Linked DNA regions of Mus musculus: region 2 is linked to region 1. Evidence: chromatin loops called from intact Hi-C (ENCODE). Cell type or tissue: heart. All regions are shown on one strand. Links, peaks and the distances in the headings refer to the core of each region. The heading gives the core; the rest is flanking DNA. Region 1 has its middle 5.9 kb from the start of Gm38687. Region 2 overlaps Lrrn2 (leucine rich repeat protein 2, neuronal).

Evidence for each region. Hi-C counts contacts between places; a loop is a spot of excess contacts. Peaks named below come from ENCODE experiments on the same cell type or tissue, not always from the same donor. Only the 100,000 strongest peaks of a DNase experiment are listed, where the experiment ranks them.
Region 2: a loop joins it to region 1, with 2.7 times the contacts of the local background. A loop is called at or near these places in 2 of 42 quality-filtered maps.

Annotation. Positions count from the first base shown.
Region 1 is chr1:132,976,177-132,979,081 of GRCm38, reverse strand. No RefSeq gene overlaps it. Among named protein-coding and RNA genes, the nearest start is that of Gm38687, 5.9 kb to the right of the region's middle. In heart, for the core only: no CTCF peak of the experiment used is centred there; no DNase peak of the experiment used is centred there.
Region 2 is chr1:132,926,202-132,929,106 of GRCm38, reverse strand. The region is part of intron 1 of Lrrn2 (leucine rich repeat protein 2, neuronal); the gene reads right to left. Gm31159 (a long non-coding RNA gene) reads left to right here. Exons shown (of 3, transcript XR_878529.3): 1 at 1-2,905. Among named protein-coding and RNA genes, the nearest start is that of Gm31159, 2.2 kb to the left of the region's middle. In heart, for the core only: no CTCF peak of the experiment used is centred there; no DNase peak of the experiment used is centred there.

The DNA of each region.
Region 1 (2,905 bases), core at 137-2,636:
TGGGGATCCGGCTGCATTAGTGGGTTCTAGTGACAGAGGGACGTTTCCTAACCTTCACCCACACCTTCGCCAGTGTGGGGAGCACAGGCTTAGACACAAAGGAGAAAGTCTGACTTTGCATCCGTGGCTTATCGCCTAATCCTTTCCTCGGCTGGATGTGAGGCAGATGAGTGGAGACAGAGGAGAGCTTGAGGACTTGCAGGTAGAACAGTGCTCTCTGGGGTTTATTTGCAATTCTGGGCTCATGGTTCATCTGTGACTGGCGCCATGCCGTAGCTCTTTTAGTCAAGAGTCTTGGCTGCTCCTGCCTCCACTATGCCCAGTCCCAAGCTTTTTGCAGTCCCAGCACTTAGGAGGCTGAGGTAGGGAGACCTCAGGTTTGAGGCCAGTCTGCACTACCTGTTGAAACCCCCATCTCAGAAAAGAACAAGGGCCGGGCTGGCGAGTTAGCTCAGAGGGCGATGGTGCTTGTTGCCAAGTCTGACGACTGGAGTTCGAGCCCCAGGACCTGTGTGGTGGAAGGAAAGAACCAAGTCTTGAAGTTGTCTTCTGATCTTCAGGAGAGCACTGTGGCACCCACACAGCCCCTCACCCACCCACGCCCAAATAAATAAACAACAACTGTAAAAACGATACTCATTCTGATTTATTCCTTAAATTTACCTCTAGGAGTTACACGTGGACAAAGACGCCCACACAGCCCCTCACCCACCCACACCCAAATAAATAAGTAAACAAACAAACGACAACTGTAAAAACGATACTCTCTTTCTGATTTATTCCTTAAATCTACCTCTAGGAGTTAGTTACACATGGACAAAGACGTTACTTCCTGTTAATTTAATTTTTTTTTTTTTTTTTTTTTTTGAGACACGGACTCATTCTGTAGTCCTGGCTGGCTGAGAGCTTACAAGGTAGATCAGGTTGGCCTGAACTTTATAGAGATGCTCCTGCCTCTGCCTCCCAAGTGCTGGGACTAAAGGCGTGTGCTGTCATGCCTGTCTGTTGCTCCCTGTTAAAATGGCAGCGATCTAGAAGGCCCACCATGCTTGCCATGAAAATAACGTCAATGACCTTGCCCTTATCCTGGGTTAAGGCAATGACTCCAGGAGGTAAGAGGGGAGCCTTGGGAAGATCAGGCCTCTGCTCAGTGCAGAGATGGCCCGAGATGCTGGGGAAGGACCTTATGAGTCATTGAGTGAAACAGCTGCAAGGTGTATGTTCTTGGAAACTAGGGAGAGCAGAGCCAGGTCTCGAGACCTCAGAACTATGAGGACAAGCCACATGCAATAAGTGACTTCCTGAAGGCTAACCTGCCAGAGCTGCAGCTTCAGGCAACGTCTGGACCAACTGTAGCAGGGCAGATGGATGCCAGGACAGAGGGCAGGAACAAGGTTGGGGAAGGCCAGGACAATATCTCTGTTAGTAGGAAAACCAGGAGGAGGCTTGGGCACCTGGAAGCCAGATGAGCAATGTCTTCATGACAAATGAGAGTTCCTTGGCAGGCAGCCTTCCCTTCTGCTTTCCCCACTGGACAGACTCAGTGGCTCCAGGCCCCTGCCATCCACTGATTGCTTTATGATGAATGCACAGCCTGTCCCTGCTCCATGTCCCAAGTTCCCATGGCAGAACTTCAGCACATAAGTAATGCACTTAGAAATTATTGTCCCTAGAATCTCTCAGTGTGCAGTCTAGGGGCAGTGACCGGCGAGATGGGCCTGTGATTTCCCTGTAGAGCTTGAGTCAAGGACAAGTAGGTGAACCTCAGCACGAGGGCGAGCTTTTGCAGCAGCTGAGAGTAAACCAAGGCCCGACTGAGGCGGACTCTGCCAAGCTAAGGCTGCCCATCTTCCCATGCACTCTTGGGCTGGGCTAGACAATAATGTGTCACATGTGATGGCTGTTCACTGACACTGCCTGTGGAGTCCCAGCCTAACTCCTCACATAAGGAGCGGCCTGCCCCTGGTTTATCTGAATCCAGGACAACGGTTGGAAGTCAAGGAGCCATCTCTCAAGTCCCCTACGCCAGACAGTGTCCTCTACCAAGGATAGAAAACCAACGCTCAGAAATGAACATCCTCATTTCTCCCCTCCCCTTCCCTCTCCTCTCCTCTTCTTACTTTCCTCTCCCCCTCCCCTCCCCTCTACTCTCCTTTCCTTCCCTTCCCTTCCCTTCCCTTCCCTTCCCCCTCCATCTCCCTCCCCTCCCCTCTTTTCTTCTCTTAGTCACCCTCTTTCTTTTTGAGACAGGGTTTCACTATGAAGCCCAGGATGGCTTCACATTCACAGATATCCCTCCTCTGCCTCTGCCTCCTCTGCCTCTGCCTCTGCCTCTGCCTCTGCCTCTGCCTCTGCCTCTGCCTCTGCCTCTGCCTCTGCCTCTGCCTCTGCCTCTGCCTCTGCCTCTGCCTCTGCCTCTGCCTCTGCCTCTGCCTCTGCCTCTGCCTCTGCCTCTGCCTCTGCCTCTGCCTCTGCCTCTGCCTCTGCCTCTGCCTCTGCCTCTGCCTCTGCCTCTGCCTTTCTCCCCAGTGCCAGGACTAAAGGTGTATACCACCACACCCTGCACTTCTTCACAGCTGTTAGCTGGGCCTGGGTTCCCAACCAAAGGTTTGCCTATGGACCAGACCTGATGTCGAGTTAGCTACATAGATTGACTTCATAATTTATCAAAGCAAAGGAAGCAGAATTTTGTGCTATTAAGGCAGGCATTCGACAGAGTTTCACTAGAAACAGAGAAGACAATGGGGGGTTGGGGAGGCTCTATGGGAAGAATGTCACATGAATGCATTTCATTTTGCTCACTTTGTTATGCTGTCAAACTTTCCTTGTGGCCCACCTCATGCCCCCTTGCCTCCTTGCCTTCTGCTACAGGGCAATTGAGAATGCACTTACTTGATTTAAGGAA
Region 2 (2,905 bases), core at 256-2,755, 50 kb after region 1:
CAGACACATGCCAGATGGACAGTCTAGACCAGCTGCTGCCCAGGTAGAGGTGCCAGGCAGATTCGGCAGCCTTCCCCAGCTGTCTCATGAGCCAGGGCCCCAAGATGGCCCTTAGCCACGGGGAACTAGGAACAGGGGCAAGGAAGGCACTAGAGAGGGACACAAGCAATGCTGATTGCTATTCCATTCCTCACCACACATCTAGGAAATACCTTCCTGTCTAAAGCCTCGGTAATCCGATGCCTCTGCAGAGCACTTGCTCCCGGATGAGCACCCATTGCCTCCTCCATGCGCTGAGAAGCCACAGCCTGCAATCCTGTGGGGCTCTTGTCTCCTCTCTGTGCACTGAGTCCTCAGCTAATAGTCCCCAAGTCCCCAGCTGATAGGAAGGCATCTGCCATAATCGTGAGAAGCTGTGGGTCTCCCTCGCACCTGGCTACACGCAGCCGGAGGTGGGGTGGCTGGCGGGTTAGAAGGCAGAGCGGATGTGGAACAGGCCGGTTAAGCACGGAGAAAGGCTAAGCCCTTCCTAACGGAAAAGGAAGATGAAATCAGAATGAAAATTGATGAGGCAGGGAGAAAAGGAGACTCGTTTCATCAGCAGGTTTACCAGATGAAGCCCAGAGATAAATCACGCCGCAAAGAAGGCCTGGGCTCCAGGGCGCAAGCCTTCCCCTCTGTCAGCTGTGGCAGGCAGGCTGGGAGATAAATAGCTGCAGCTGAGGCCTTCAGTGGGTCTCTCTCTCTCTCTCTCTCTCTCTCTCTCTCTCTCTCTCTCTCTCTCTCTCTCTCTCTCTCTCTCTCTCCTCCCTTCACTGCAATGAGATAGCCTATCAACCCTCCACACCCTTCCAGGTCTGCCCTGGTCTGGCTCAGTCCTTCAGTCCTCCCTACCCCATAGGCGCCTAGAGTTCATCCCATAGGTGTCCTCCCCAGCTCAGCTCTTTCCTGTTCTCTCCATATTCACCTAGACTGCCTGCCCTACAGACAAGGGGAGAGAGCACAGCACAGGGCGTGGGGAATGGTGGCAATGTAGCCCAGGCTATGTCTGGGAATAGGCTTTGATCATAGGCTCATCCCTCCTCCCAGCCATCAGTAGCAACAGCTTGGAGAACGTCCTCAGAAATGTATATTCCTGAGTCCACCCAGCCCTCCAGCATCAGAGTCTGAGGATGGATAGGGCATGGAGACCCATGTTTGAGCTGGATGACTCCCGAGATCCCCATTCTATAAAGCAAGGAATGATACTTAGAAACCTCTAAAGCATTTACTCACAAGATGCTTGCTGTTGCTCTCCTGACAGGTAAGAATGGAGTCTTCTAGAATCCCCCCACTTCCTCTGTCCCGGGCCCAGGGAAACTTCCAAGTAGGGTCAGTAAAGGTCCAGTAGGCCTTTCACTCATGTTGGGCACTTCACACGTGGGAAAGACGAGGGACATAGCATACAGGGAGGGCAGGTGGTTGTTCACAGATTGAGAACAAAACAATGGAAAAATCTCTATGGAATATAAAGGTGTTATAGTGGAGCAGCAGGGCTCAGCTGTGGGAACAGGCAATGTATAGTCCCCCCACATATAGGAAGTTAGGCAAGTATTGGGGACAGGCATAGTCCCCCTACATGTAGGAAGTTAGGTGAGTATTCAGAGGAAATATGTGTGGGATAGTTTTATATCAAATTGACACAAATTTTAGTCTGTGATGGTTTGCATAAGCTCGGCCCAGGGAGTGGCAGGATTAGAAGGTGTAACCTTGTTGGCCTAGTTATGTTACTGTGGGCATGGGCTTAAGACCCTTACCATAGCTACCAGTATTCTGCTAGCGGCCTTCAGATGGAGATGTAGAACTCTCAGCTCTGCCTCTACCATGCCTGCCTGGATGCTGCCATGTTCCTGCCTTGATGATTCTGGACTGAACCTCTGAACCTGTAAGCCAGCCCCGATTAAATGTTGTCCTTTATAAGACTTGCCTTGGTCATGGTGTCTGTTCACAGCAGTAAAACCCTAACTAAGACATAGTCATTTGGGAAAGGAGGAGTTACAGTTAAGAAAACATCTACACCAGACTGGCCATCTTGATTGATGATTGATGGGAGATGGCCTAGCTCACTGTGGGCAGTGTCATCCCTGGGCCAGTGGTCCTGAGTTCTGTAAGAAAGCAGGCTATGCCATGAGGCACAAGCCAGTAAGTGAGACTCTTCCATGGCCTCTACTAGCTCCTGCCTCCAGGTTGCTGCCTTGATTTCTTGCCGTGGCTTCTTTGATGATGCACAGTGTGCATAAATGGAAAAGGAAATGAACTCTTGCCTCCCCAAGCTGCTTATGGTTATAGTGTTTTATCCCAGCTGGTATCTAAAATGATGAGTGAGGTTGATAGGCACTTTGATAAGATTGTCTTTAAGAATCTCCCTAGGCTGGGAGGACCAAGCTCCTAGAGGGAGTCTGGACCAAGAAGGGTCACAGGAAACACAGATAATGGGCAGACATTCAACTCAGGAGCCACCAGAAGCAGAGGCCTGGGAGAAAGCTATAGGAAGTGAATGGCAAGGAGTGTTTCCCTGTGGCCTGTGAGGAGAGTGGAAAAGAGCATTGCAAGCCAGGGCCAGGATGGTCTGGACATGATTCTGTGTGTAATGTAGGCTTAGTGTAGTCTCAGGAGCCACGGAGGCCACCAAGACTTCAGCCATTATTAATAATCCACCGAGCCAGTCTCACCTTGAGATTGAAATTCTACCTTCCCTCCTATCCCATGAAACTATGGTCTGAATTCAGGCTCCATATTCTTGTGTTAGAAACCCAATCCCCGGGCTGGAGAGATGGCTCAGCGGTTAAGAGACTACTCTTCCAAAGGTCCTGAGTTCAAATCCCAGCAAACCACCTGGTGGCTCACAACCATGCATAATGAGTCT